Regions from separate parts of the Homo sapiens genome. Here all the other regions are linked to region 2. The links are chromatin loops, found by intact Hi-C in ENCODE. Cell type or tissue: mammary epithelial cell. All regions are shown on one strand. Each heading gives the region's core, and the rest is flanking DNA. Links, peaks and the distances in the headings are about the cores only. Region 1 has its middle 8.7 kb from the start of ESR2. Region 2 overlaps SYNE2 (spectrin repeat containing nuclear envelope protein 2). Region 3 overlaps SYNE2 (spectrin repeat containing nuclear envelope protein 2). Region 4 overlaps SYNE2 (spectrin repeat containing nuclear envelope protein 2).

Region 1 (7,869 bases), core at 1,783-6,782, 190 kb after region 2:
TAATATTCCCTGAAATGAGATAAAAAAAAAAAAGGTACAGACAGACATGGCTTGAGACCATAGATAAGACTGTCTGATTTCATAGTTTAATATTTCAAAAAATATTTCAAAAATTTTGACTAAAGTTTTTTCTACATCTTCTTGTAAATGTATCTAACATTTTCAATTTCTTTGTTCATATCATGGAAAGTTACTATAACTGCCTCATATTGTCCTTTAGACCCATAGCAACTAACTCTCCAGTGATGCTCATTACAGAAATAGCTTTTTTTTTTTTTTTTTTTGAGACGGAGTCTCGCTCTGTCGCCCAGGCTAGAGTGCAGTGGCACAATCTTCCGCCTCAGCCCCCCAAGTAGCTGAGACTACAGGCACCCACCACCACACCCGGCTAATTTTTTTGTATTTTTTTAGTAGAGACAGGGTTTCACCGTGGTAGCCAGGATGGTCTCGATCTCCTGGCCTCCTGATCCACCCGCCTCCGCCTCCCAAAGTGCTGGGATTACAGGCGTCAGCCACCGCGCCCAGCCCAGAAATGGCTTTTATAAAAATACAGACTTGATTTTTTGTGCACAGAGCGTGCTTCTTTCACATATGTCACCGTTTGATCTGATGAACCTAACCAGAGAAAGGAATCGTTTTCTTCTCTCTTATTCAGTCCTCTCCTTTGCTGGGAATTATAAACAGAAAATGAACTTCTCCAAGTAGTTCATGCAGCTACTTAAGGATCACCAATGCTGTTCCATGGGCCAGGATCTCTGCATTCTCCTCTCCCCTCACATTGTTTCTCTTCCTTTTACATTCTCACATATTATTTTTCTACTGTCCAGGCAGTTTAGCTAACTAGCTTCTTAATGGTTCTGCTCATAGTCAAGTCAAGTGCTTCCTCAGCCTGCTCCACGTATTCTACCACGCCACCAGCCACAGCTTACTAGGAGGACTGCTGTCCTGGCATGACACTGGCTTCTAGTTAACAAAGAACTTGCATGGCCACATCATGCTGCATGTTCACACCAACCCTACAATGTTGATTTTATCACCAATTTGCTGACAAGGAAACTTGAGGGTGTTTTCCAGATTTGCACTCATAGGAACACAGGTCATCTGACTTCCATACAGATGCACACCTGCCTCCTTGCAAGAGATTCAGTTTCTGTGTTCCTAGCACTGAGGCTGTCAACATCTGCCATATTGCACTGCTACTATCTCACAGGCCTTTCAACCGGACCCCATCCCTTCCTTCTCATCCTACCTCTACCCTCCCTCATCTCAGTCTAAAATACCACTCAAGGGAGAAAATTCTTAACAACTTCTTTAGTTATTTTCACCTTAAAATTTTTCTGACAGGCTGGGTGTGGTGGCTCATGCCTGCAATCCCAGCACTTTGGGAGGCCAAGATGAGAGGATCGCTCGAGCCCAGGAGTTCAAGACCAGCCTGGACAACATGGCGAAAACCCATCTCTACAAAAAATACAACAATTAACCAGGTGTGGTGGCACCTGTAGTCCCAGCTACTCGGGAGGCTGAGGCTGGAGGATCACTTGAGCCTGGGAGGTTGAGGCTTCAGTGAGCTAAGATCACACCACTGCACTTCAGCCTGGGTGATAGATACCTCATCTTTAAAAAAAAAAATTTTTTTCTGACACTCAGCATTACATTTATTCTTTCATAAAACACTCTTCTTTGAGACTGCATCTTGCCCTCATGCATTTATCTCTTTGTGACAATGCTCCCTTAATGCTTGCAATACCTTAAGTGTCTACCTGAGACACAAGGAAATATGAGGGTGTTTGCTCACAGATGATGAGGAGGAGGCTATAACTACCATTCATTCAGCAGTTGCTTGTAAATCCTTTGCCTGCACTATTTAATTTTATCCTTAAAACAATCCAATGAGGTGGGTACTCCTTATGTCTCCATTTTACAGATGAGAAGATTAAGACTCAGAGAATTTAAGGAACTTGCCCAACAGCTAGTAAGTAGCAGAGGGTTCAAACCAGATCTGTTTCACACCAAAGCCCATTCTCTCTGAACTGCTGGTCTCCCTAAGACTTTATACACTAGCTGAAGGGAGAAGACAAATGCATAAGACAACCTACAATGCCTGTTGCAAATGATAAGTGACAAATTAATGGTGGCAATCAGGAATTTTGTGGACTTTCAGAAGGTAAGAAGTCACGTTCCCGCATGTTTGGGTTCTTCTGAGAGAGTTACAGTAACTCCCAGAGCTCCTTACCAGGGCTAATTAGAGGGCGCTGATCTCCTCTGGGGTCTCTTCTGAATTACACAGGTGCATGGGCCCAGCCTTGAATCCTTCCCTTGGAGTCCCTCGTTCTTCCACTTTAGCACTGTGGAAGCTTCATTCAGGGCACCTGTAGGCTACAAACTACCTCCATCTGCTCTGTTTTTCAACCTAACCTTGTGGCTGGGAGAAGAGAGCCCAGGATTTCTACGGAGAGAACAGAGAACACAAGGAAACTAGCGCACATAGATCAGAATTGCCCAGTGCAGGGATGGAACCCAGGCTTGGAGTTCCAAGGCTTGGGCCTAGGGTGGGTTTTCAGCACAAACACTTCCTAGTTGTGTGCCCTTCGACATTTTCCCAACTTCTTTGATTTTTCTCTGTAAAATGGGAATAGCACAAGAAGCTATTTCATAGAAATGACAAATTGCTGTAACGTGCCTGACACTTTGTAAATTCTCAATAAATAGTAGCTTGAAAACAACCCAGAGATCCTCAGATTGAAGGACTTCCCAGGTGTACAGAAGCCTTGGCCTAAGAGATGGCAAGGAGCAGGTTTTCCTCTTTGGGAAGTTTGGGCTCTGAGGGTAGAGAAGACAGTGAACGGATTAAATGCCTGCCTGGAGTGTGTTGTGGAACTCTGCACACATCTCTTCAAGCAGGCCCAATTGTGAAGTTAGAGAAAGACCCCTGACACCTGACCCAATTATAAGAGTAATTTGCAGCAGTGTTTCTCCCATTTCACAGGGTCATAAGAGTCACCTGGGTCACTTTTTTATTTTTTATTTTTATTTATTTATTTATTTATTTATTTATTTATTTATTTATTTTTTGAGACAGTCTCGCTCTGTCGCCCAGGCTGGAGTGCAGTGGCGCAATCTCGGCTCACTGCAAGCTCTGTCTCCCGGGTTCATGCCATTCTCCTGCCTCGGCCTCCCAAATAGCTGGGACTACAGGCTCCTGCCACCATGCCCGGCTAATTTTTTTGTATTTTTAGTAGAGATGGAATTTCACCGTGTTAGCCAGGATGGTCTCAATCTCTTGATCTCGTGATCCACCCGCCTCGGCCTCCCAAAGTGCTGGGATTACAGGTGTGAGGCACCGCGCCCGGCCTCACCTGGGTTGCTTATTTAAAATACAGATTCCCAGCCCCCTCCCCCAAAATGTTCTAACCCAGGTGCTCTAGGGCAGGTCCTGGGAATGTTTATTTTACACAAGCCACTGGGTGATTTCATGACCAAAGAAGTTTAGGAAACATTGCTTTAAGCATTCAAAGAACTTATGTGTCCTCTATGTAATAGAATCTACATAATGAGCAGATTTATCATCCCCACTTTACAGGAAAAGTAACTAAGACCCGACAAGCTTCAGCAGCATGCAAGAGCCTGCTCAGGCTGGCTCAAGAGAGCCTACTGTTGTTGTTATTGTTGTTTTGTTTTTTTGAGATGGAGTTTCACTGTTGTCGCCCAGGCTGGAGTGCAGTGGCACAATCTCGGCTCACTGCAACCTCCGCCTCCTGGGTTCAAGCGATTCTCCTGCCTCAGCCTCCCGAGTAGCTGGGACCACAGGCACCTGCCACCACGCCCAGCTAATTTTTTGTATTTTTAGTAGAAATGGGGTTTCACTATGTTGGCCAGGCTGGTCTCCAACTCCCGACCTCAGGTAATCCTCCTGCCATGGCCTCCCAAATTGCTGGGATTACAGGCATGAGCCACCGCGCCCAGCCAAGAGAGCCTACTGTTAAATGTTCAAGGAATTTGCAATTCGGTGATTAAACCCCGAGTGGCTTGAATTTGGCCATGGTGGAATAACTACACTCCAGATTTCTCCTCGCCAGAAGGGAGCTCACAGGTGCTCAGGTCGGCTTCTTTTTTCAAACAACCCAGGGCACTGATAGAAGTGAACACTTCTTGGCTGTTCTCTTGTTTTGGGTGCATGGCTCAGTTTGAATATTGTCTTTTTCTCTACTGAAATTCATAAACATTACATACAAATCAGCAATCTAGGGCTTTTTTTTTTTTTTTAAAGAGCTGGTTTACTAGCACATCACTGAGTCAGGGTCAGTAGTTTGTCTGACTGTTAGCAAAAAAGCTGAAGTTCACCTGTGTTCTCGCTCCTTAATCCATGTGCATTCTCCTCCTGCTCCCTCTATCGTCCCTTCAACCTCCAGTCCTGGATAGCGTTAAGGGCTCAAATTCTAACAAGGATCACCTGCTAGAGAGTTGGTTCAGAATTTCTAAAGACTTTAAGTGATCATTCTTTTCCACAACAGGTTGATGTCTCCCTCTAGTGGATAGGAAAGAGTAAGACAAGTTTTTAGATCATTGTATATGTGTAACATGTTGAAATATATAGAGAGCTAATTTCCAATAGCAGCACAAAAATTTCCTTTTTATTCATTTAATATTTCATTCACTCAGCATTTATGATTTGCTTACTATGTGCCAGATATTGAGGTATAAAGATAAAAAAATGAGAAAAGTCACTATATACTGAGAAAGACTGCCAAGATACATTGAGAAGAAAATCAGAGTGCAGAACGTTATGAAAAATATACTATCATTTGTTTATAAAGGCAAAAGAAAGAATACATACATACATTCACATAGGATATATTTAGAGAGACACACAAAATACTGTTAATATTAGTTGGTTTTGGCCGGGCATGGTGGCTCACGCCTGTAATCCCAGCACTTTGGAAGGCTGAGATGGGAGGATTGCTTGAGCCCAGTTCAAAAACAGGCTGAGCAACATGGCAAAACTCCATCTCTACAAAAAATACATTTAGCTGGGCACAGTGGTGCATGCCTGTAGTCCTAGCTACTCAGAGGGCTGAGGTGGGAGGATCACCTGAGCCCGGCAGGTTCGAGGCTGCAGTGAGCTATGACTGCCACTGCCCTGCAGCCTGGGCGACAGAGCAAGACTCTTTTCATACAAGACTAGTGCATATGCCACAGCAATTTGATTGGTTACAGATTGCTAAATTCCAAGAAAGAATACTTTATTACTCTATAAGGAGGGGTAATGATCTGTGGGGGTCTTTGGTGCTGTTTGTTCTTAATTATCTAAAGGAAAAACAAGGCAAAAGTTGCAGCTGCATGCCATGTGACTCAGGCTGCACAGCCACACACCTCTCAAGGCTCAGAATAAAGTTCCAACAGCTTTAAGTTTGAATTATTTAATTTCACATACTTATTCAAAAGTAAATTAAAACCTGCGCATAGTAGCTGATGCCTGTAACCTCCAACGCTTTGGGAGGCTGAAGCAGGAGGATCACTTGAAGTCAGGAGTTTGAGATCAGCCTGGGCAACATAGTGAGACCATGTCTCTGCAAAAAAAAAATCTTTTAAAAATTAGCTGGGTGTGGTGACTCATGCCTCTAGTCCTAGCTACTTGGGAGGCTGAGGTGGGAGGATGGCTTGAGCCCAGGAGTTTGAGGCTGCAGTGAGCTGTGATTGTTCCACTGCACTCTAGCCTGGGCAACAGAGCGAGACATTCTGTCAAACAAACAAACAAACAATAAATAAATAAATAAAGTATTAAAATTTAAAAAGTTAAAACTGGTTTTAAATGTATTCAAAGAGCTATTTTCTTCTAAAATATTAAAAGCAAACTGCTTATAAAAATTAATAGGCGGCCAGGCGTGGTGGCTCACGCCTGTAATCCCAGCTCTTTGGGAGGCTGAGGTGGGTGGATCACAAGGTCAGGAGATCGAGACCAACCTGGCTAACACGGTGAAACCCCGTCTCTACTAAAAATACAAAAAAATTAGCCGGGCGTGGTGGCGGGCGCCTGTAGTCCCAGCTACTCTGGAGGCTGAGGCAGGAGAATGGCGTGAACCCAGGAGGCAGAGCTTGCACTGAGCCGAGATCGTGCCACTGCACTCCAGCCTGGGCGACAGAGCGAGACTCCGTCTCAAAAAAAAAAAAAAAAAATTAATTAATAGGCAACATTTTAAAATATCAAGATTTTAACTCAAAAATATTTAAAGCTAATTTTAAAAATTATTATACTAGGCCGGGCGCAGTGGCTCACGCCTGTAATCCCAGCACTTTGGGAGGCCAAGGCGGGCGGATCACGAGGTCAGGAGATCGAGACCATCCTGGCTAACACAGTGAAACCCCATCTCTACTAAAAATACAAAAAAATTAGGCGGGCGTGGTAGCGGACACCTGTAGTCTCAGCTACTTGGGAGGCTGAGGCAGGAGAATGGTGTGAACCAGGGCAGCGGAGCTTGCAGTGAGCCAAGATCGCACCACTGCACTCCAGCCTGGGCAACACAGCGAGACTCTGTCTCAATAAATAAATAAATAAATAAAATATATATACTATATAAAATGCTTTATACAAATTAGTCATAATTCTACCATTTAATGTCCATCTGGTTGATGCAGTAAAGAAGCATAGTATATCTAGAACTACCTATGTACAGATTTAAGTCAATGTTAGGTATTTAACACTACCAAATGTTCCTCAGCTTCTGTGCATAGCAATTGTAGTACCGTGCTAACTCCTGAATAACTCTGAAGCAAGAAAATGGGACTACAGAAAAATAGGCCGGGCACGGTGGCTCACGCCTGTAATCCCAGCACTTTGGGAGGCCGAGGCAGGCGGATCACAAGGTCAAGAGATTGAGATCATCCTGACCAACATGGTGAAACCCCGTCCCTAGTAAAAATACAAAAATTAGCTGGGCATGGTGGCGCATGCCTGTAATACCAGCTACTCGGGAGGCTGAGGTAGGAGAATCACTTGAACCCGGGAGGCAGAAGTGAGCTGAGATCCGCCATTGCACTCCAGCCTGGGTGACAAGAGCGAAACTCCATCTCAAAAAAAAAGAAAAAAAAAAAGAAAGTAAAAAGAAAAAGAATACTACATTGTGCAAGAAACACCTGCATTTTGGCTCTTAAGAAGAATTAAACAAGTTAATTTGTCTTTTTTCTCATCTAAATGCTTCTGCTACTCCACTCCGTCCTGTCCTTAAAAGTAATGTTTATCTCTGACATCAGCAGCAACACAAACCTTCATGGCATTTGGACATAGTTGGATTTTGTTTCAAGGACTTGGAAACCAGAAAAAGACAAACAAAGGGCCCCTATACCTAGTTTGCTGAGTTTTTATTAGGAACGGATGTTAGATTTTGTCAAACACTTTTGGTGGATCTGTTGGGGTAATCATATGGTTTAATTTTATGTTAATGTAGTGAATTATATTGATTGGGCTTTGAAATGAAGACTTATATGCCTGAAATAAACTCCGGTTGGTCTTAATGCATTGTCCTTTTTACATATTGTTAGGTTAGATTTGCTAAAATTTCCTTGAGAATTTTTGCACCTGTGTTCCTGAAGACTACTGATCTGTAGTTTTCTAAGAATGTCTTTGTCAGGTTTTGGTATCAGGGTAATGCTGTTATCCTAGGATGAATTGGGAAGTATTCCATTGGCTTCCATTTTCTGAAAGAGGTGGTAGAGAACTGCTGTTATTTCTCCTTAATCATTTGGTATAATTCACCACTGAAGCCATCTGGGCTTGGAGTTTTCCTTGTAGGAAGGTTTTAAACTACAAATTCAATTTTAAAAAATAGATATAGGACTACTCAGGTCAGCTCTTCTTGTACAATTTTTGGTAAT
Region 2 (7,869 bases), core at 1,602-6,601:
TCTTATTTGAGGGGACAGTAGTGTTCAGAATCTAGGAGTCTAAATCCAGCTCTGTCACATTAGCTGTGAACTTCGGGAAGTGAACTTCTCAGCCTCATTTTCCTTATATAGTAGGTTATCTTATAGGATTTTTGTCAGGATTAAATAAGGTATTTAAAGTAGTGTCGCAGGATTTAAATAAGGTATTTAAAGCAGTGTCATAGGATATAAAGTTATCTCATAGGATTTTTGTCAGGATTAAATAGGTATATAAAGTATATAACAAGTGCTCAGTAAATGCTATTATTTTATTCAATTTTAGTAAGTAATTAGAATATTCATTCATCATAAATGAAACCAAAAGTATTAATTTGCAAAATTGAAGATACAGCATAAAAGGGCTTTGCAACCATTTTACTAGGAATGCCCTGGGTTTTGCTTGGGAGGGGCAGGGATATAAACTTCCTTGCCGCTAGTCGCTCTGAGTAAAGCTTGCCGGCTCAGCCCGAAGGTTGGGGTTTCTAATCCCTCCAGGGAGAGGCTAGAATGATGACATTGCAACAGCATAATCGAGTGTCACAAGAGCAGGGGCACGCGAGCTGCTTGCAAAGGCCTCTCTCCCAGCTGCACTTAGGAGACCAGACTTGTCTTTATCATATGGGCTTGTCTGCCAGGATGAAGACATCCTCTTGTCTCAGAGTTCGCATATCACTAGCCCTGCCACAGGGAGCGTTTCCTGCTGTAGCCTGTTATGTTGTTGTGGGAAGCCTGCCTTTGATCCACAGTTGTGCATTCTCCCCTTCTATGTAAGCCCATAGTCTTAACAACATCCAGGAACCAGACAGACAGGCCAGCCTCCTTTTCTGTGCATCTCGGCACCTCTGATCTCAAAAGTCAGTTCTTTTTTTTTTTTTTCGGGGTCTCACCCTGTCACCCAAGCTGGAGTGCAGTGGAGCAATCATAGCTCATTGCAGCCTCGACTTCCTGGGCTCAGGTGATCCTCCCACCTCAGCTTCCTGGGTAGCTGGGACTACAGCCCTGCACCACCACACCCGGCTACTTTTTGTATTTTTTTGTAGAGATGAGAGGTCTCACTATATTGCCCAGGCTGGTCTCGAACTCCTGGGCTCAAGCGATCCACCCAAGTCAGCCTCCCAAAGTGCTGGATTACAGGCGTGAGCTATCATGCCCAGCCCAAAAGTCAGTTCTAAAGGGATAGGTTCACTCAGATACTGGCACTGCCGCTTGGCCTGGCTGATGAGGCCCAGGGGAGCCTGTGAATGCCATAGAGCGTCATACAGCACAGAGCAATGCTATGCTAAACTCAACTCGAGGCAGTCCAGATTTTGAGTCCCACCCACTTAAGGCCATTCAGGATTGATTTGCCAACTGATTATCTACTGACTGGGTAGACCCTATGCCAACTCGTTGATTATCACCAGAATCCCATCTTCATTGCCACTTGTAGTGAGTTCAAGGATTTCCAGGCTGCTCAAGGAAAAGACATGACTACCAGGTGGCAGTTGCACCCAACAAGCTTTATTTGGGCAGCATTTTGGCAAGATTATGATCGTGAGAGACAGGGAAGCTCTTTACTGCAGGAGACCTTCCAGAGGCTAAGGCATAGACTGGGGGTCAGGCCACCACCCAGAGGGGGAGGAAGGCAAGGGAACTCCCAGGGGAGAGGAGAAACGGAGAGGGAACTTATGTGTCTAGCGATGTCTCAGCACAGTGGAGGGTCTCTGGGTCAGAGAGCGCCGAAGGGCAGCAGAGGCTTGGGATTTTTTTATAGCCCAGGGTTAGTCTTATCCGTGGCTGGCAGATGTTGGGTGCAGTTTTCAGGGGTATGCAAAGCAGACAGGCTCTAAATGGATTAAAATATGCTTATTTGGGCTGCATTTAAAGCCGTCAAATGTGTAAAAATTTGAGTCTGGTGCTGGCACTTTTTGAACTTACTGCTTCTGACCTGCTTTGAAGAAAAACCACATGGGGCCAACATACAAAGGCATCTTTGGCTCATTTATATAACATAACACAATAAAGTTATTATTGAAACATATAAAAACCTTAAAGTGGTCTGTAAAAACACAAAATTCCAGTGGAAAAATGGCCAAAGGACAGGAGCAAACAGTTCAGTGAAGATTATGGACCAGGAGTGGTGGCTCACGCCTGTAATCCCAGCACTTTGGGAGGCCAAGGCGGGTGGATTGCTTGAGGCCAGGAGTTTGAGACCAGCCTGGGCAACATAGTTACACCTTGTCTCTACAAAATAATTTAAAAAAAAATTAAAAAATAAACTAGCTGGGCATGGTGGTGTGTATCTGTAGTCCCAGCTACCTGGGAGGCTGAGGCACTAATATCTCTTAAGCCCAAGAATTCAAGGCTGCAGTGAGCTATGATTGCACCACTGCATTCCAGCCTGGGCAAGAGAGTAAGACACTGTCAAAAAAAAGAAAGAGAAAGGAAAGAAGGGAGGGAGGGAGGGAGGGAGGATTATGCTTAGTAATGTAATATTTGAGAATTGTTTAATTTTGATTATTAAAGACATAAATTAAAACAGCTGTCACATTACATTAAAAAAATATCATTCTGGAAAAATAGATACTCTAATGTCTGGTAGTTCTATCTAATTGGCTCAATGTTTTGGGAGGTCAGTTGTCAACATATAAGCTGTTCATCTTCTTTGAGTTAAAAGTACCATTACTTTTTTTTTGAGGTGAAGTCTCGCTCTCACCCAGGCTGGAGTGCAGTGGCACAGTCTCGGCACACTGCAACTTCTGCCTCCTGGGTTCAAGTGATTCTCCTGCCTCAGCCTCCCAAGTAGCTGGGATTACAGGCATGCACCACAGCATCTGGCTAATTTTTGTATTTTTAGTAGAAACGGTTTCCCCATGTTGGCCAGGGTGATCTCGAACTCCTGACCTCAGGTGATCCACCTGCCTTGGCCTCCCAAAGTGCCGAGATTACAGGCATGAGCCACCGTGCCCGGCCAGTACCATTACTTTTAATTTACCTTCTGAAAATAATCCCAAATGAGAAAAATAATTATAGAAGCATTGATTACAAAAGTGAAGAACTAGAAACAAAGGGGTAACAAGAGGGAAATTGGTAAGTGAATCATGGGATATCAACTTGTAGCTGTTAAAATGAAAATCATGAAACGTGTGGAGACAGATGAAAAAGTATGTAATAGTTAAGTGGGAAAAACAGAGCATAAAATTATGCTACATTTTGTTTATAGCCACTGTACAGTCTATGGGTACATATTGTTTAAACTTAGAAGAATCTATAGAGGACATAAGTAGAGTAGTCCCACCTTTGTCTGTGGGGGTTGTGTTACAAGACCCCCAATGGATGCCTGAAACCGTGGATAGTACCAAACTCTGTGTGTATTATGTTTTTTCGATCTGACAACTGAGATGGCTACAGAGTGAGTATCCCTTATCCCCAAATGCTTGGAACTAGAAGTATTTTGCATTTGGTTTTTTGGGAGGGATTTTGGAATATTTGCAAATACATAATGAGATATCTTAGAGAGAGGACCCAAGTCTAAACACTAAATTAATTAATTAATTTCTTTATTTATATTAGAGTTAACAGGGTCTTGCTCTGTTACCCAGGCTGGAGTGCAGTAGCATGATCATGGCTCACTGCAGCCTTGACCTGACGGGCTCAGGCAATCCTCCTGCCCCAGTCTCCGGAATAGCTGGGACTACAGGCGTACACCACCATGCCTGGCTAATTTTATTTTTTGTAGACTCAGGGTCTCACTGTGTTGCCCAGGCTGGTCTCAAACTCCTGGCCTCAAGTGAGCCTCCTGCCTCAGCCTCCCGAAGTGCTGGGATTACAGGTATGAGCCACCATGCTAGGCCTCAATTTATGTTTTATCTATACCTCATATACATATCCTGAAGGTTATTTTATATAATAACTTTAATAATTTTATACATGAAACAGAGTTCAACTGTGACCCATCACATGAGGTTGGGTGTGGAATTTTCCACTTCTGGCATGGTGCATAAAAAGTTTCAGGTTTTGGAGCATTTTGGGATTTTGGATTTTCAGATTAGGTATACTCAACCTCTACTAAGTAACTAATGAGCCGAGTGCTGGAGTATGAATATGCTGGACAAAGGGATGATTCACATCCTGGGCGGGATGGAGCAGGATGGTGTGCAATTTTATCACGCTACTCAGGTGGTGCAAAATTTAAAATGTATGAATTATTTATTTCTGGAATTTTCCATTTAATATTTTTGAGCCCTGATTGACTGCAGGTAACTGAAACCACAGAAAGTAAAAGCATAGATAAAGGGGCCTGTTACAGCTTGCTTGGATGAAGGAGTTATAGGATAAATTATTTGCAATTTTGTTTTAAGAATAGAGTTCGTCCTTAAGGAAAATTTTTAATTCCTTAAATTCGCTCAATGAATGGAACTTGTTCTTAGTCACGCACCGAGTTTTAGTACAAATGATCATGGTGCTGGAATGTGAGTTTGTCTGTTGCTGCTGACGTGAGTGCCCAGCCAGCTGGCATGACCGAGCAGGCTGCTGAGCCCCAGGAGAGGGCAAACTTGATCTGTTGAGCAGGAATACAATGACCGAGACTTACTGGGAAACTTACTTCATCCAGCTGATATATTTTTAGATTTGTGTGAATTGGCCGGTTGTATCAATAACTAAATATTTCAGGTTCCAAATTATTTCTTCTATGGTGTTGTGAGAGTTTGGAGGCTTATTTGTCTTGAGAAAGAGAAGGAAAAGAGCAAGGGAAATAATTTTCAAACAGTTACGTGGAATTCTTTTTTAAATTCCTACTCCACACTTGGATTGCAACATAAAAGATTAGGAAGGTAGGCGAGGCATGGTGGTTCATGCCTGTAATCCCAGCACTTTGGGAGGCCTAGGTGGGCAGATCACGAGGTCAGGAGTTTGAGACCAGCCTGGCCAAAATGGCGAAACGCCATCTCTACTAAAAATACAAAAATTAGCTGGGCGTGGTGGCGCACTCTTGTAATCCCAGCTACTCGGGAGGCTGAGGCAGGAGAATTACTTGAACCTGGGAGGTGGAGGTTGCAGTGAGCCGAGATCACACCACTGCACTCTATCCTGGGCAACAGAGTGAGACTCCGTCTCAGAAAAAAAAAAAAAAAAAGATTAGGAAGGTAGGGGGAAAATAAGAATATCTGCACTTTTTAAGCACAGATGTATCAAGCACTGGCCAAAGTACATGGATTTAATTCATTCACTCCTGATAATGACCTTAGGAGGTGAGTTCGGTTATTATCTTCATTTTACAGACTACTAGAGGCACACTCCTCTAAAGTAAGGTGCCTGTGTTTACACATCTACTAAGTGGTAGGACTGGGATCTGAAACCAGATAGTCTAGTTCCAAGATCTGTGTTCTTAACCACTATCCTCTGCTGGATACATTCTGCTATGTTTTGTAAGGCGACTATAGAGTCATTTACTTAAATTATTTTACAGAGTGACATGTGTAATTGGGATTGGTTTGGTTGCATCCCTACTGAAAAGTACAAGAATTCTGTGGAAGTTTTTGTTTTTCCAGGGTTTCTTCCATCCTGTGTTTCTGGGACTTCTTGTATACACTTAAGTAAAAAGAGTAAGTCTTAACTTGTTTGCAGGCACAATACTTCTTCAAGAACAACATTATGAATAATTAAATGCTTTTATTTCCTAGGCTATGCTAACAGAGATTGAGCACAAGGTTGCCTTTCTGTTAGAGACTTGCAAAGATCAGGGCCTGGGAGATAATGGAGCCACTCAACATGAGGCTGAAGCGCTTTCCCTGAAACTGAAAACAGTGAAGTGCAATTTAGAAAAAGTCCAGATGATGCTTCAGGAGAAGCACAGTGAAGATCAGGTAAAAAATGACTATCTATGGACATTCATCTTGATACACATATGTGGCAGACCTGCCAGAAGAGAACTCTGGTTGGAAGTGATGAACCAGCTACAGAGAAACTGTACTAAGTGTGAAAGAATTTCACACATTAACACCATAGATGAGTACACTGGCTTGTTATTTTTATTTCATTCTACTTTGCAGTTTTCCTGTCTAGGTTGTTGTTGGTGATGGCGGTGGTTTGGTTTGTGTTGGTTTAATGTAGCTGAGTGTTCTTGTTGGCAGTGAGGTCTAGTGTAAGGCTTCTTCGTAAAAGAAGGATGTATTATAAAGGAATTTTGTGACTCTAATTGACTGGAAAACAAAGCTTTCATAGATGTGACTAAAATTTGACATCAGAAACATAAACCTGTTTCCAGGATACTTTGTTATTCATTTGCAAGTATTTATATATATAATCAAAGTATCATATAAAGTGTTCTCATGATTTTTAAAAGCACTCTGTGTTTATAAATGCAAATGTGCATCTTATGAGTAGATCTTACTATAAAAGATTTGCATGTGCTTATGAGTGGTTCCTACTTAGAGATTTATGTTCACAGAAATAAGACTGGCTGCAGATACATAGGCCATATGGTTCCCCTTTCATCCTAATATGTTCTCTCTTTTTAAAAAAAATGTATTTTAGCCATAGGGGAAATTTGAATTTATAATACTGTTTCTCTTTTTGGTACTTTTTTATTTGGTATTTGTTTTTAAGAAAAAAGGCAATACATTTTCTTGCTTTTAGTAATTCATTGGATGAATTAGCTTGAAGAAGTAAGATGATCACTTCACCAAATGTAGTAGTTTTTGAAGTTGTTATGAAATAGGTACATTAAATCATAGTAGGCTGGGTGTGGTGGCTCACGCCTGTAATCCCAGCCCTTTGGGAGGCTGAGGCAGGCAGATCACCTGAGGTCAGGAGTTTGAGACCAGTCTGGCCAACATGGTGAAACCCCGTCTCCACTAAAAATACAAAAATTAGCTGGGTGTGGTGGGCACAACTGCAATCACAGCTACTTGGGGGGCTGAGGCAGGAGAATCCCTTGAACCCAAGAGGTGGAGGTTGCAGTGAGCCAAGATCATGCCCTTGCACTCCAGCCTGGGCAACAAGTGCGAAACTCCATCTCAAAAAACAAAAACAAAAAATTATAGTATATAATTATAGCAAATAACAAAATACCATCATTTATTTCATGTAAAATTTTTCTATGTAGTCCCATTATTAGAATTGAGATAAAGTGGAGTTTATTTTTAAAAATAAATAGCCTGCCATTATGAAATGTTTTGCAGCATCCTACCATTCTAAAGAAATCCTCAGAGCCAGAGCATCAAGAAGCTCTCCAACCAGTTAACCTTTCTGAATTGGAATCCATTGTAACTGAAAGGCCACAATTCAGCAGACAAAAAGATTTCCAGCAGCAACAGGTAATTCTAGCCCCCAACAGTTGTAGGGACTAGAATATAACTTTTTAACCAGGCAAGGTGGTGCAAACCTACAGTCCTAGCTACTTGGGAGGCTGAGGTGGGAGGATCACCTGTGGCCAGGTGTTCGAGGCCAGCCTGGGCAACATAGCGAGACCCTGTTTCAAAAACCAAAAAAAAGGCCAGGCACAGTAGCTCATGCCTGTAATCCCAGCACTTTGGGAGGCTGAGGCAGGCAGATCATTTGAGGTCAGGAGTTCGAAACCAGCCTGGACAACATGGTGAAACCCTAGCTCTACTAAAAATACAAAAAAATGAGCCAGGCATGGTGGTGCAAGCCTGTAATCCCAGCTACTCAGGAGGCTGAGGCACAAGAATCACTTGAATCCAGGAGGCAGAGGTTGCAGCGAGCTAAGATCACACCACTCTACTCTAACCTGGGGTGATAGCGTGAGACCATGTCTCCAAAAACAAAAACAAACAAACAAAAAAAAGCTTTCTATATGGAATTTCTGCAAAGTGTGGCATGTGGGTGTTTGTGTGTGTGCAGAAACTC
Region 3 (6,359 bases), core at 1-5,000, 78 kb before region 2:
GGGGCCCCTCACTTCCCAGTAGGGGCGGCCGGGCAGAGGCGCCCCGCACCTCCCTCCCGGACGGGGCGGCTGGCCGGGCAGAGGGGCCTCTCACTTCCCAGTAGGGGCGGCCGGGCAGAGGCGCCCCTCACCTCCCGGACGGGGCGGCTGGCTGGGCGGGGGGCTGACACCCCCACCTCCCTCCCGGACGGGGCGGCTGGCCGGGCGGGGGGCTGACCCCCAACCTCCCTCCCGGACCGGGCGGCTGGCCGGGCGGGGGGCTGACCCCCCCACCTCCCTCCCGGACGGGGCGGCTGCCGGGCGGAGACGCTCCTCACTTCCCAGACGGGGTGGCTGCCAGGCGGAGGGGCTCCTCACTTCTCAGACGGGGCAGTTGCCAGGCGGAGGGTCTCCTCACTTCTCAGACGGGGCGGCCGGGCAGAGATGCTCCTCATCTCCCAGACGGGGTCCCGGCCGGGCAGAGGCGCTCCTCACATCCCAGACGGGGCGGCGGGGCAGAGACGCTCCCCACATCTCAGACGATGGGCGGCCGGGCAGAGACGCTCCTCACTTCCTAGACAGGATGGCGGCCGGGAAGAGGCGCTCCTCACTTCCTAGATGGGATGGGGGCCGGGAAGAGGCGCTCCTCACTTCCTAGATGAGATGGCGGCCGGGCAGAGACGCTCCTCACTTTCCAGACTGGGCAGCCAGGCAGAGGGGCTCCTCACCTCCCAGACGATGGGCGGCCCGGCAGAGACACTCCTCACTTCCCAGACGGGGTGGCGGCTTGGCAGAGGCTGCAATCTTGGCACTTTGGGAGGCCAAGGCAGGCGGCTGGGAGGTGGAGGTTGTAGCGAGCCGAGATCACGCCACTGCACTCCAGCCTGGGCACCATTGAGCACCGAGTGAACTAGACTCCGTCTGCAATCCCGGCACCTCGGGAGGCCGAGGCTGGTGGATCACTCGGCGGTTAGGAGCTGGAGACCAGCCCGGCCAACACAGCGAAACCCGGTCTCCATCAAAAAAATACGAAAACCAGTCAGGCGTGGCGGCGGGCGCCTGCAATCGCAGGCATTCAGCAGGCTGAGGCAGGAGAATCAGGCAGGGAGGTTGCAGTGAGCCCAGATGGCAGCAGTACAGTCCAGCTTCGGCTCGGCATCAGAGGGAGACCGTGGAAAGAGAGGGAGAGGGAGACCGTGGGGAGAGGGAGAGGGAGAGGGAGAGGGAGAGCACTGTCTCCTCTTTTGATGGGAGAGAGCGTGAGGAATTTCAGAAGCTGACTGGGGCACGGTGGCTGCAACATAGGAGGCAGATGGCAGAGGAGAGTGACAGAGATGAGGCCTGAGAGGTAGGTGTGGCTGGCTGTGCCTTACGAGTCACATTAACATTTTAGATGTTATACTAAGAAATTGGCAGCCTCTGAGACTGTGTTGATCTGGCTTTTGGTTTTGTCTCTAATGGTGATGATGTATGCTTATGCAAGAGTTGTTTTTCACTGCTTTATATTGTAAAGCTTTAGAGAAAAAAGAAATACATCCTTTAGAGCTGGTATGACACTCTGCCCCATTGTTGCCAGGTTACAAGTATTGGATTTAGGTTTCTGCCTGTCACAAAGTTACCATAGCCATGGGCCATAGCCCCTGAATGGGAAAAGGGATAGTGAAGGTTACTGACTTGCCTCTTGTGACTGTGCTAACATGTTGGCCAAGCTGGAGACCATGCTCAGTCATTTAGAGCTCAGTGTTTTCAATGCTGAAGTGGAATGTTCACTTTGTGAGTCAGGGGATGTAAAGATCAAAATGTCGTGGTCCTGCCCTTAGGAGGAGTTCATGATATTCTTCTCACCTCCTATTCTTTTCCAAACAGACCCAAATGAAAGGAAAGATACATGTTTGAGAAAAAGCAACATTTTAAAAAAAGAGTAGACGTTGTTGGCCATGTAGCCCAACCATGCTTTGATAGAATGGTCATTTTCCACTTTAAATTTATTATTAACTTTGAACATTTTATTTATGCTCAGAAGCTCAATATGTAGGCTTTAGTACACTCTTTAAAATTATACTTTGTCTTGAGTTTATGCTAAGTATAATTTCTGTTTTAAGTAGGGAAATTTTAGGAGCATGGGAGAAGGGAAAGAATGAGATATCCAGGGGCTTAGAATTTATAAGGGCTCAAAGAGAGGCTGTTCATTGATAGATACTCCAGAATAGACACGGGCCCTTGAAAAGCTTGTACCTTTGGGGAAAAGTAGACCAGGAAAATCTCAAGCCAGAGAAGGACTATGAAGCTTCTTTTTCCAGTTACACATGGAAATAAGAGGTCTTGCATGAGAAACCTAAATCAACCCTATGTCTTAAGCAGGTTTTGAGTCTAAATTTATACTAATTGCATTGTGGAGCAGGTCTAGCCAAGAAATTAACATGACAATCAGTCTCTAATCTGTCTGTCTATCTACTTACTTACCTACCAGTCAGGCCAAAGAGATTCCCACAAGTAGGTTAAAAAAAGTAAAGTCTGATAACAAATAATTAGTAAGAATGAATGAATAAATAAATAGCACAAAGGAACACTCTACCACAAGGAGGAGTACTCATCACATCAAATGAGAGAATACCCTAAGAAAGTGAGATAATGCAGCAATCTGAAAGATATTTTACCATAACGTGTTTAAAATGATTAGTAATTAAAAAAAGAAGAAATTGAAATCATAAGGAAAGAATACAGTACTTTGAGAACAAAAGGACGGATTTGAAAAATAATCATAAGGGACTTCAACAAACAACAAAAAAAGTCATTAAATGTAGATTGCTTTGGCCAAATTAAGCAGCAAATTTGACATAGTCTGAAGAGACTTAGTTAGAATATATGACTGAGAAAATTATCACAAAATCCAACATCTATAAAGAGACATATCCCCTACTGTAGAAGTGAGGTTAAAAATATATATATATATATATGTATATACATATATATGTATATATTTTCTGAAATATTTTCAGAAATATATATATGTGTATATATTTCTGCCATATATATATATATGGCAGAAAATAGGAGGGAGTTTTAAGAGAGCCAGAGGCTATACTGCAATGATTGAACACATTTCTGATAAGAGCTTTAGGAGGAGAGAATAGAGAGATTGGAGGAAAGGCAAAACTTAGAATTTTCCAAAATTGAGGAAAAATATGAATCTTGTTTCAAGAAGAACAGAGAGCCTTGAACAGACTAAATAAAAATAAATTCTTATCTAAATGCATTGTACTTAAAATAGTAAAACACCAGAGCCAAAAAGAAGAATCTTAAAGGCAACTAGAGAAAAAAGATTACCTCTAATAAAACAAGTATGTCAATAATAAATTTCTCAACATGGAAAGTCAGAAGGCAGTGCAAATAAGTTCTTCAAGGAACTGTCAACCTAAGAGAAAATAGCTGTCAACCTAGCTGAATTATCATTCTAGAATGAGGCAAAATACATTTTGAGACAAAGACTGAAAGTTTATCTATCTCAAACTTCAAACAAAAATATATTAAAGAAAAGCTTAAATGTGAAGAGAAAATATTTAAATCTTTACAAGAGAATATAAGGGAACATTTTTGTGATCTTGGGGCATAGAAGACTTTGTTAAACAGGCCCTAAAACCACAAGCCTAAACAGGAAAAGAGAGACAAATTTTGACTAGATTAAAACAGTATGCTTTTGTTCAACAAAAGACATCATACACAAAATTTAAAGACAATCTACTGAAAGATAATGACAATGCATGTAACTATTAGAAGATTAATATCCAGAATACAAAAAAATAGCCCCAAATCACTAACAACACAATAAAAAATGGACAGTGGATATGCAAAAGCAGTTCGCAGAAGGCAGGACTCGTATGTCCAATGAACATATGAAGAGTAGCTCAGGCCAGGTGCTCTGGCTCATGCCTGTAATCTCAGCACTTTGGGAGGCTGAGGCAGGAGGATTGCTTGAGCCCAGGAGTTCCAGACCAGCCTGAGCAGCATAGAAGACCCGATCTCTAGAAAAAAATTTTTTAAATTAGTTGGGTGTGGTGGTGTGTGCCTGTGGTCCCACCAACTTGGGAGGCTGAAACAGGAGAATCAGTTGAACCCAGGAGATTGAGGCTGCAGTGAACCATGTTCACACCACTGCACTCCAGCCTGGGTGACAGAGCAAGACCCTTTCTTAAAAAAAAAAAAAGAAAAAAGAAAAGAAAATAGTGAAAATATCACTATGCTGGTAGGAATATAAACAGTAATTCAATGTGGAGGATAAATCAATAACTATCTATTGAGAATCAAAGGAAGCACACTACTACCAGTAATTTTTACTCTACATAGATATCTTAAGGAACTCCACACATGCACAAGAAGAATCATACAAGGGTATATATCACAGCACTATCTATTATATGAAAAGTTGGAAACAATATTGTTTTCCACAGTAGTCTAACAGATGAAAAATTCATTTTCATTCATTCAGTATAATGAACTAGATGTATAATCTGTTAACATGGATAAACCTCCAAACCTACTGCTGAGTGGAAAAAAACAAGTTATGACATGATACATCCATGATTCTATTTCAGTAAGAATTAAAAACCCATAAAGCAATGTTATATGAATACTAACATATGTAGTGAAAGTATAAAAGTGTGTGTATAGACTTTAGAACAGTGGTTCTGGAGAGGAAGAGATGAAAAGGGATAGAGGTTGGGCTTTAAATTATTTTCTTAATACAGAAAATTATATCACTTTAAATCTGTGTGGTCAGTAATGTGTGTCTGTTATTGATATGGTTTGGCTGTGTCCCCACCCAAATCTCATCCTGAATTGTAACTCCCACAATTCCGACATGTCATGGGAGGAACCCAGTGGGAGGTGATTGAATTATGGGGGCAGGTCTTTCCTGCCCTGTTCTCATGATAGTGAATGAGTCTCATGAGATCTGATGGTTTTAAAAAATGGGAGTTTGCCTGCACAGCCTCTCTCTTTTTGCCTGCTGCCATCCACCTAAGATGTGATTTATTCCTCCTTGCCTTACACCATGATTGTGAGGCTTCCCCAGCCACGTGGAACTGTAAATCCATTAAACCTCTTTCTTTTTTAAATTGCCCTGTCTTGGGTATGTCTTTATCAGCACCATGAGAACAAACTAATACCGTAAATAGGTACCAGTAAAGTGGGGCATTGCTGAAAAGATACCTGAAAATGTGGAAGTGACTTAGGAACTGGGTAACAGGTAGAGGTTGGAACAGTTTGGAGGGCTCAGAAGAAGACAGGAAAATGTGGGAAAGTTTGGAACTTCCTAGAGACTTGTTGAATGGCTTTGACCAAAAACCTCATAGTGAAATGTATAATAAGGTCCAGGCTGAGGTAGTTTCAGATGGAGATGAGGAACTTGTTGGGAACTGGAGCAAAGGTGACTCTTGTTATGTTTCAGCAAAGGGATTGGTGGCATTTTGCCCCTGCCCTAGAGATTTGCGGAACCGAACTTGAGAGAGATGATTTAGGGTATCTGGTGGAAGAAATGTCTAAGCAACAAAGCATTCAAGAGGAAATTTCTAAGCAACAAAGCATTCAAGAGGTGACTTGGGTGCTGTTAAAGGCATTCAGTTTTATAAAGGAAGCAGAGCATAAAAGTTAGGAAATGTTTCAGTCTGACAATACGATAGAAAAGAAAAACCCATTTTCTGAGGAGAAATTCAAGCAGGCTGAAGAAATGTGCACAAGTAACAAGCCGAATGTTAATCCCCAAGACAATGGGGGAAATGTCTCTAGGGCATGTCAGAGGTCTTCACAGCAGCCCCTCCCATCACAGGCCCAGAGGCCTATGTAAAAAAAAAAAATGGTTTTGTGGGCTGGGCCCAGAGTCCTTTTGCTGTGTACAGTCTAGCGACCGAGTGCCCTGTGTCTCAGCCGCTCCAGCCTTGACTAAAAGGAGCCAAGGAACAGCTCGGGCTGTGGCTTCAGAGTGTGCAAGCCCCAAGCCTTGGCAGCTTCCATGTGGTGTTGAGCCTGTGGGTACACAGAAGTCAAGAAATGAGGTTTGTGAACCTCTGCCTAGATTTCTGAATATGTGTGGAAACACCTGGATGCCAAGACAGAAGTTTGCTACGGGGGCGGGGCCCTCACAGAGAACCTCTGCTAAGGCAGTGCAGAAGGGAAATGTGGGATCAGAGCCCCCACACAGAGTGCCTACTGGGGCACCACCTAGTGGAGTGGTCTCACTGTCACCTAGCCTGGAGTGCAGTGGCACAGTCACAGCTCACTGTAGCCTCAGCTTCCTAGGTTCAAGTGATCCTCCCACCTCAGCCTCCTGAGTAGCTGGGACTACAGACACATGCCACCACACCGAGCAAATGCCACTGTCCTCC
Region 4 (7,869 bases), core at 1,265-6,264, 57 kb before region 2:
AGTCACTCTGTGGTGCTATCAATACTAGATCTTATTCATTCTTTCTATTATTTTGTACCCATTTACCATCTCCCTTCCACCTCCCCCACTACTCTTCCCAGTCTCTGGTAACCATCCTACTACTCTCTATGTTCATGAATTCAATTGTTTTGATTATTAGATCCCACCAATAAGTGGGAATATGTGATGTTTGTCTTTCTGTGCCTGGCTTATTTCACTTAACATAATGACCTCCAGTTCCATTTATGTTGTTGCAAATGACAGGATTTCATTTTTTTTTAATGGCTAAATAATACTCCTTTGTGTGTATATACCACATTTTCTTCATCCACTCATCTGTTGATGGACACTTGGCTTGCTTCCAAATCTTGACTATTGTGAATAATACTTCAATAAACATGGGAGTGCAGCTATCTCTTCAATATACTGATTTCTTTTGGGTATATGCACAGCAGTGGGATTCCGGGATCATATGGTAGCTCTATTTTTAGTTTTTTTGAGGACCCTCCAAACAGTTCTCCATAGTGGTTGTACTAATTTGCATTACCACCAACAGCATATGAAGATGCTGTTTTCTCCACATCCTTGCCAGCATTTATTATTGCCTGTCTTTTGGCTAAAAGCCATTTTAACTGGATGAGATGATGTCTCATTGTAGTTTTGATTTGCATTTCTCTGATGGTCAGTGATGCTGAACACCTCTTCATATCTGTTTGCCATTTGTATGTCTTCTTTTGAGAAATGTCTATTCAGATCTTTTGCCCATTTTTAATTGGATTATTAATTTTTTTCCTATAGAGTTATTTGAGCTCCCTATACATTCTGGTTATTAATCCCTTGTCAGATGGGTAGCTTGCAAATATTTTCTCTCATTCTGTGGGTTGTCTCTTCACTTTGTTGATTATTTCCTTTGCTGTGCAAAAGCTTTTTAACTTGATGCTATCCCATTTGTAAATTTTTACTTTGGTTGTCTGTGCCTATGGGGTATTATTACCAAAGAAATCTTTGCCCAGTCTGGTGTCCTAGAGAGTTTTCCCCAATGTTTTCTTTTAGTAGTTTCATAGGTCTTAGATTTAAATCTTTAATCCATTTTGATTTGAGTTTTGTATATGATGAGAGATAGGGGGTCTAGTTTCATTTTTCTGGATGAAGATATAGATAGATAATCCAGTTTTCCCGGAACCGTTTATTGGTATCTTTCTATAGGTTTGGGAAGTTCTCTGTTATGATCTCTTTGAGTAAACTCTTTGAGTAAACTTTCGACCCATTATCTCTCCCTCTACCTCCTCTTTAAGGCCAATAACTCTTTTTTTCTTTTTTGAGACAGAATCTCACTCTGTCACCCAAGCTGGAGTGCAGTGGCACAGTCTTGCTCACTGCAACCTCCCAGGTTCAAGCAATTCTCTTGCCTCAGCCTCCCAGGTAACTGAGATTACAGGCACAAGCCACCACACTGGCTAATATTTTGTATTTTTTAGTAGAGACAGGGTTTCCCCATGTCGGCCAGGCTGGTCTCGAATTCCTGACCTCAAGTAATCCGCCCTCCTCTGCCACCCAAAGTGTTGGGATTACAAGTGTGAGCCACCACATCCAGCCTAATAACTCTTAGATTTACCTTTTTGAGGCTATTTTCTAGATTTTGTAGGCATGCTTTATTTTTTTCTATTCTTTTTTCTTTTATCTCCTCTGACTGTGTATTTTCAAATTGCTTGTCTTCAAGCTTAGTAATTCTTTCTTCTGCTTGATCAATTCTGCTGGTAAGAGACTCTGATGCATTCCTCAGTATGTCCATTGCAGTTTTCAACCCCAGCATTTCTACTTGATTCTTTCTAATTATTTCAATCACGTTGTTAAACGTATCTGATAGGATTTTTAATTCCTTCTCTGTTATCTTGAATTTCTTTGATTTTCCTCAAAACAGCTATTTTGAATTCTCTGTCTGAAAGGTCACATATTTCTCTCTCTGAAATTGGTTCCTGGTGACTTATTTAGTTTGTTTGGTGAAGTCATGTTTTCATGGATGGTCTTGATGCTTGTGGATGTTTGTCAGTGTCTGGGCATTGAAGTGTCAGGTATTTATTTAAGTCACAATCTGGGATTGCTTGTACCTGTCCTTCTTGGGCAGGCTTTCCAGGTATTCTAAGAGACTTGAGTGTTGCGATCTAAGTTTTTGGTCGCGGTAGTCATATCTGCTTACAGGATACCCCAAGCCTAATAATGTTGTGGTTTTTGCAGAGTCATAGAGCTACCACCTTGGTGGTCTTGTATAAGATCTGGAGTAATTCTCTGGATTAAGAGGCAGAGACTCTTGTTGTTTTCCCTCACTTTCTCCCAAACAAACAGAATCTCTGTGTTGAGCTGCCTAGAGCTGGGGTAGGGGTGACACAAGCACCCTTGTGGCAACCACTACAGAGAGTGTACTGAATCAGACCTGAAGTCAGCACAGCATCAGCACTGGGCCTTGCCCAAGGCCCTCTGTAAACAGTATCTGGCTATTGCCTACGTTTGCTCAAGGCCCTTGGGCTCTACAATCAACAGGAGATGAAGCCAGCCAGGCTTGTGTCCTTCCCTTAAGGGTGGCGAGTTGCCCCGCACCTAGGTGAGTTCAGATATGCTGTCTGGGAGCCATTGCCTAGAGTTGGAAACCTTAGGAATCTACCTGGTGCTGTGTGCTACTGTGGCTGAGCTGGCACCCAAACCACAAGACAGAGTCCTTCACATCTTGTCTCCCCTTTCCCCATGTCCACCACCACTACAGGCCCACAGAAAGTACTGCCAGGGTACTACTCATGTTCACTAAAGGCTCAAGGGGTCTTCAGTCGGCTTGTGGTGAATGCTGCCAGGCCTGAGACTCACCATTCAGGACAGTGGGCTCGCTCCTCTGGCCCAGGGTGGGTCCAGAGATACTGTACAAGAGCTAATACCTAGACGCCAAGAGCTCACTTAGTACTCTTCCCCACTGTGGCTTAGCTGGTACCTAAGCTCAAGACAGTCTCCTTTACTCTTTCCTCTGCTTTCTGAAGCAGAAATGGCCTCTCCTGGTAGCCACCACAGCTGTGAATGTGCTGAGTCCCACCTGAAGCCAGCATGTCTCAGTCTCACCCAAGGCCCACAGTGTGTACTACCTGGTTGCCACTGTTGATTATTCAGGGCCCTAGGGCTCTTTAGTCAGCAGGCAATGAATCCTGCCAGGGCTGGGTCCTTCCCTTCGAGGAAGTGGGTTCCCTTCTGGCCCAGGGTGTGTCTGGAAATGTCACCTAGGAGCTAGGGCCTGGAATGGGGGCCTCATGACTCTGCCCAGTACCCAGTCCTACTTAGCTGGTATCCAAGTTGCAAGGCAAAGTCCTCTTTACTCTTCCCTCCCCTCTCCTCAAGTAGAAAGAAGGGGTCTCTTTTGGAACTGTGAGCTGTGGTTCATGAGGTTGGAGGAGGGGTAATTCCAAGGACTCCCTTAGCTGCCTTGGCTGGTGTCTCACTTGGTCACATGCCCCAACAAGTCCACTGGCTCTGATTGTAGCACAGCACTAGGACTTACCTAGGAGTTGCAGTCTCTGTGGTCTCGACAACCTTTCAAGTTTATTTAGAACCCCAGAGTACTTTAGCCCAAGGTGGCGAGGCTTGCTGCAATTCTAGTTTCAACCACTGGGATGGGCAGTTGCCCTCTGGCTAGGGCTAGTCTAAATGCTTCATGGGTGCTGGCTGAGTTTTGTCCTATGTTGGCAGCACTGCATTCCAATGCAAAGCTCCCCAGTTGCTGCGCTTTCCCTCCCCCACGTGCACGGATTCTTTCTCCCTGCCATGCTGCTGCTGCTGGGGGATGGGTGAGGAGTGGCATCAGCAATTCAAGACTGCCTTTTTTATCCTCTTCCATGCCTCTTTCAGAGATATGAACTAAAAACTAGTTACTGTGATTGCTCTCGTAATTTTTGGTTTTTATGAAGTTGCTTTTGTATGGAGATAGGTGTCAAATTCGGTGTTCCTGTGGGGAGGATGATCAGTAGAGGCTTCTATTCAGCCATCTTGCTCCTCCTGCATACCTCACTTCATTTTTTCAAACCCATCATTATGACTCTGAGGTTTATTCATGTTCTTAGTAAAATTTATTTACTTAGCTATTGATGGACATTTGGATTGCTCCCAGTTTTTGCATTCAGAAACAGTGCTACTTGGGAAAATTTTTAAGTGTAATAACTTCCCTTGGGTAAATATCTAGGAGTGTGATCATTCAGAACAAAAGGTTATGTACATCTTACATTTTTAATGCCAAATGATTTTGCCAATTTCCACTCAAACCAGCAGCATATAAGTATTCCAATTGTCCCATATCCTTGCCAACATTTGATATTGTGAGACTCAATTTTTGCCAATCTGATGAGTAAGAAGAGGTATTTCATCGTGGTTTTAATTTGCACTTCTGTTACTGCTAATTAGTTTGATCTCTTTTTTTGAATGCTTATTGGTCATTCATGTTTTCTCTTCTGTAAAATGCTTATTTAAGCCTTAACCCAATTTTATTGGTGGTTTTTTCTTACTGATTTCTAGGAATTCTATATTTTAGAGAGTGGTCCTTTATAGTTATATGTGTTACAAATATTCTTGCAGAGGGAGTTTTCTATTAGACACCCATCCTGGGATTGGCTCCCAGCTTTATGGTCTGTCCCCCACCTTTCAGTAGGAATCAAAGAAAATTGAAACTCAAGTGCCCTCAAGGCAAAAAACTGGTCCTACAACTTTGCCTATTTCTGTATATTTCCATTTTACAGTTTGACTCCCTAATTCCTTGTCAATTTATTCATGCGTTTTAAGAGTTGTTTTTTAAGAATAATTTGATATAGAGTTTTTAGTTACATTCAATGGGGGATTTAGGCTGTGTCTGTTTTTGTATGCATAATTTTAGTGTTTTAAAATATATATGCTATATATAAAATATCAAATATCCAGCTTTATTTTAAAATTTTATAACAGTTCTTTTCTTGATTGTAACAAATACTTTCTAAAAGTAATGTAATTACTCTATAATATTGTATACGATGAATTGTTTTAATTTCTTAATCATACCTTTGTTAGATAAGGGTATTCCAATGTGTGATGTTTTAATTAATAGTCTAGTGAGTAAAGATGTTTTACTGTGCAAAAGATTTAGGATAAGCTCTATATGTTTAGGATACAGTTCTTAAGGTAAATTGCAGAAGCTGCATTAATGGGTCAAAGATGGGAATAGTTTTAAGACTAAGTGGTTTTCCACAAGAATTGTACCAATTTACAGCTCATCAGTGTGTTTGAGAATGCAGTTTTCATTTTACTGAAGTGAACTTTAAAAAAAAAAAATCTTCATTTTAGAGGACGGCCCTTGCTTCCTTTTCAAGTTTGCATTTAAACCCATATGCAGGTCCCTTTGGGAATAAAAACTTCTTGGAAAACATTTTAAAATGCATTGCCTAGCAAAAACGAAAGTTGTCATATCTTTTCTTAAAAATTAAGTGTGGAATATTTATTCTGGGAAATTTTGAATTTATTGTGTTAAATAAAATTTAATACCACTTTTTTTCTAACTGTGACTCACTAGGTATCTTGAGAATTACAAATGCTATAGAAAAATGGAAGAGGATATTTACACTAACCTCAGCAAAATGGAGACAGTTCTTGGACAGTCCATGTCCTCGTTGCCACTGTCTTACAGAGAAGCTTTAGAGCGCTTGGAACAGAGCAAGGTAATAGTATTGGCAATTAGCCAGTAAGTCTGTGTGCAAAAAATTGCAGAACAAACTGGCAGAGGCAGCAGAGAATGTGGTCCTGTTAAGACGCGTAGAAATCTTCACAGTGAGTTAAATATCCATGAATATTCCTCAAATCGAAAGCCAGAGAGTAATGTTTTATATATATTTGAGACACAGTCTTGCCCAGGCTGGAGTGCAGTCATGCAGTCTTGGCTCACTGCAGCTTCTACCTCCCGGCTTCAAGTGATTTGATTCTCCTGCCTCGGCCTCCTGAGTAGCTGGGATTACAGTGCCCGCCACCATGCCCAGCTGATTTTTGTATTTTTAGTAGAGACGGGGTTTCACAATGTTGACCAGGCTGCTCTTGAACTCCTGACTTCAAGCCATCCTCCAGCCTCGGCCTTTCAAAGTGCTGGGATTATAGGCGCGAGCCACTGCGCCTGGCCTTATGTAATATATTGAAGCTTAAAAAGCCAGAAGGAAGGAAATGAAGCAGTGGTACTGAGAGATTTAATTAATCAGGTTCACAGACAGTCATCCCCCAATAGCATCCTGTCCTCACTGATGGCTTTTCTAAAGCATCACCTCTCATGTGACTTTGAGGGATACTGCTGGATCAGTGACAGAGCCTTGTTGTCCACTGATCGCTTACTGCAACTGTCATAAGCTCTGAATTCTGGTTACTTCTTAGACTGTTACAAAGCAATTTGAGCTTTTGCTTATTTTTATCTGTTAGAATCTGTGGTATTATGTTATTAGGATTTGGATGAGGACTTTCTAAATCATCTGTAGTTAACATTCCCCAAAAACAAAAGCGAACCAAGAAAAACCTTTCAATATTGTGTTGGTGGTTGATATAGGAAGTATTGTGCAAAGGAACTACTTAGTAAAATGTGAGACTTAAAAATAACAAAATGTACAGTAGTCCCCCTTTATCCACAGGGGATATGTTCCAAGACACCCAGTGGATGCTTGAGACTGTGAATAACACTGAACTCTATGTATATAATTTTTTTCCTGTACACGCCTATGATAAAGTTTAATTTATAAATTAAAGTGCAGTCAGAGGTCAACAACAATAACAGAGAAATTATAACAATATGCTGTAATAAAAGTTGGGTGAATGTGGTCTCTTTCTCTCAAAATATGTCATTGTACTGTTTTCACCCTTCTTGTAATGACATGAGACTATACAATGCCTGGGTGATGAAATGAAGTGAGGTGATGAAATGAAGTGAGGTAATGAAATGAAGTGATGAAATGAAATGATATAGCCATGGTGAGGTAGCGTTGGGCTACTATTCATCTGGAGCACAAGCATTTGATACCACAACAGTTGATCTGATCACCAAGAAGGCTACCAAATGACGCGTAGGTGGGGAACATATACAGCATGATGTGCTGGACAAAGGGAAGATTCGTATCCCAGGTGGGATGGAGAGAGATGGCTTGAGATTTCATCACACTAGTCAGAATAGCACTTATATATTTATATACAAATAAAACATACATTTTATACAAATAAATCTTACACATTTTTTCCTTCTGGAATTTTTTAGTATTTTTGGACCGTTGTTAATCACAAGTAACTGAAACCTTGAAAGGAGAAACCCAGATAATGAGGGCTGTTGTACTTTTAGATTTTTTTTTTTTTTTTTTTTTTTTTAAATAAGACAGGGTCTTGTTCTGTCACCCAGGCTGGAGTACAATGGTGCAATCATGGCTTATCACAGCCTTGAGCTCCTGGCCTCAAGGGATCCTCCCATCCCAGCCCGCTGAGTAGCTGGGGCTACAGGCATACACCACCATGCCTGGTTAATTTTTTAATTTTTTGTAGAGACAGGGTCTTGCTATGTTGCCTTGCTATGTCTTGAATTCCTAGCCTCAAGCAATCCTCCTGCCTCAGTCTCCCAAAGTGCTGCATGAGCCACTGTGCCCAGCCACTTATAGACTTTTTTTTTTTTTTTTTTATACGGAGTCTCACTCTGTTGCCCAGGCTGGAGTGCAGTGAGTGGCACAATTTCAGCTCACTGCAACCCTGCAACCTGTGCCTCCCAGGTTCAGTCAATTCTCCTGCTTCAGCCTCCTGAGTAGCTGGGACTACAGGCGCATGCCACCACGCCCAGCTAAATTTTGTGTTTTTAATAGAGAT

The links. Peaks named below come from ENCODE experiments on the same cell type or tissue, not always from the same donor. Only the 100,000 strongest peaks of a DNase experiment are listed, where the experiment ranks them.
Region 1: a loop joins it to region 2, with 7 times the contacts of the local background. A loop is called at or near these places in 5 of 110 quality-filtered maps.
Region 3: it touches region 2 in a loop (11-fold over the local background); 7 of 110 quality-filtered maps call a loop at or near these places.
Region 4: a loop joins it to region 2, with 8 times the contacts of the local background. A loop is called at or near these places in 8 of 110 quality-filtered maps.

Annotation. Positions count from the first base shown.
Region 1 is chr14:64,299,135-64,307,003 of GRCh38, forward strand. It overlaps a transcript of ESR2 not described here. Among named protein-coding and RNA genes, the nearest start is that of ESR2, 8.7 kb to the left of the region's middle. In mammary epithelial cell, for the core only: a CTCF peak has its summit at 4,528 (motif pointing left); a DNase peak (open chromatin) is centred at 4,467.
Region 2 is chr14:64,113,746-64,121,614 of GRCh38, forward strand. It overlaps SYNE2 (spectrin repeat containing nuclear envelope protein 2), which reads left to right. Exons shown (of 116, transcript NM_182914.3): 67 at 5,682-5,864; 68 at 7,182-7,316. Among named protein-coding and RNA genes, the nearest start is that of MIR548H1, 23 kb to the left of the region's middle. RefSeq lists a cis regulatory region at 1,365-1,660 and a silencer at 1,415-1,602. In mammary epithelial cell, for the core only: a CTCF peak has its summit at 4,547; DNase peaks (open chromatin) are centred at 4,136 and 4,506; H3K27ac peaks cover 2,920 bases.
Region 3 is chr14:64,037,680-64,044,038 of GRCh38, forward strand. All of the region lies in intron 45 of SYNE2 (spectrin repeat containing nuclear envelope protein 2), which reads left to right. Among named protein-coding and RNA genes, the nearest start is that of MIR548H1, 54 kb to the right of the region's middle. RefSeq lists an enhancer at 1-71. In mammary epithelial cell, for the core only: a CTCF peak has its summit at 2,564; no DNase peak of the experiment used is centred there.
Region 4 is chr14:64,057,185-64,065,053 of GRCh38, forward strand. It overlaps SYNE2 (spectrin repeat containing nuclear envelope protein 2), which reads left to right. Exons shown (of 116, transcript NM_182914.3): 50 at 5,567-5,711. Among named protein-coding and RNA genes, the nearest start is that of MIR548H1, 34 kb to the right of the region's middle. RefSeq lists an enhancer at 3,087-3,682. In mammary epithelial cell, for the core only: a CTCF peak has its summit at 3,650; DNase peaks (open chromatin) are centred at 3,177 and 3,557; H3K27ac peaks cover 2,988 bases.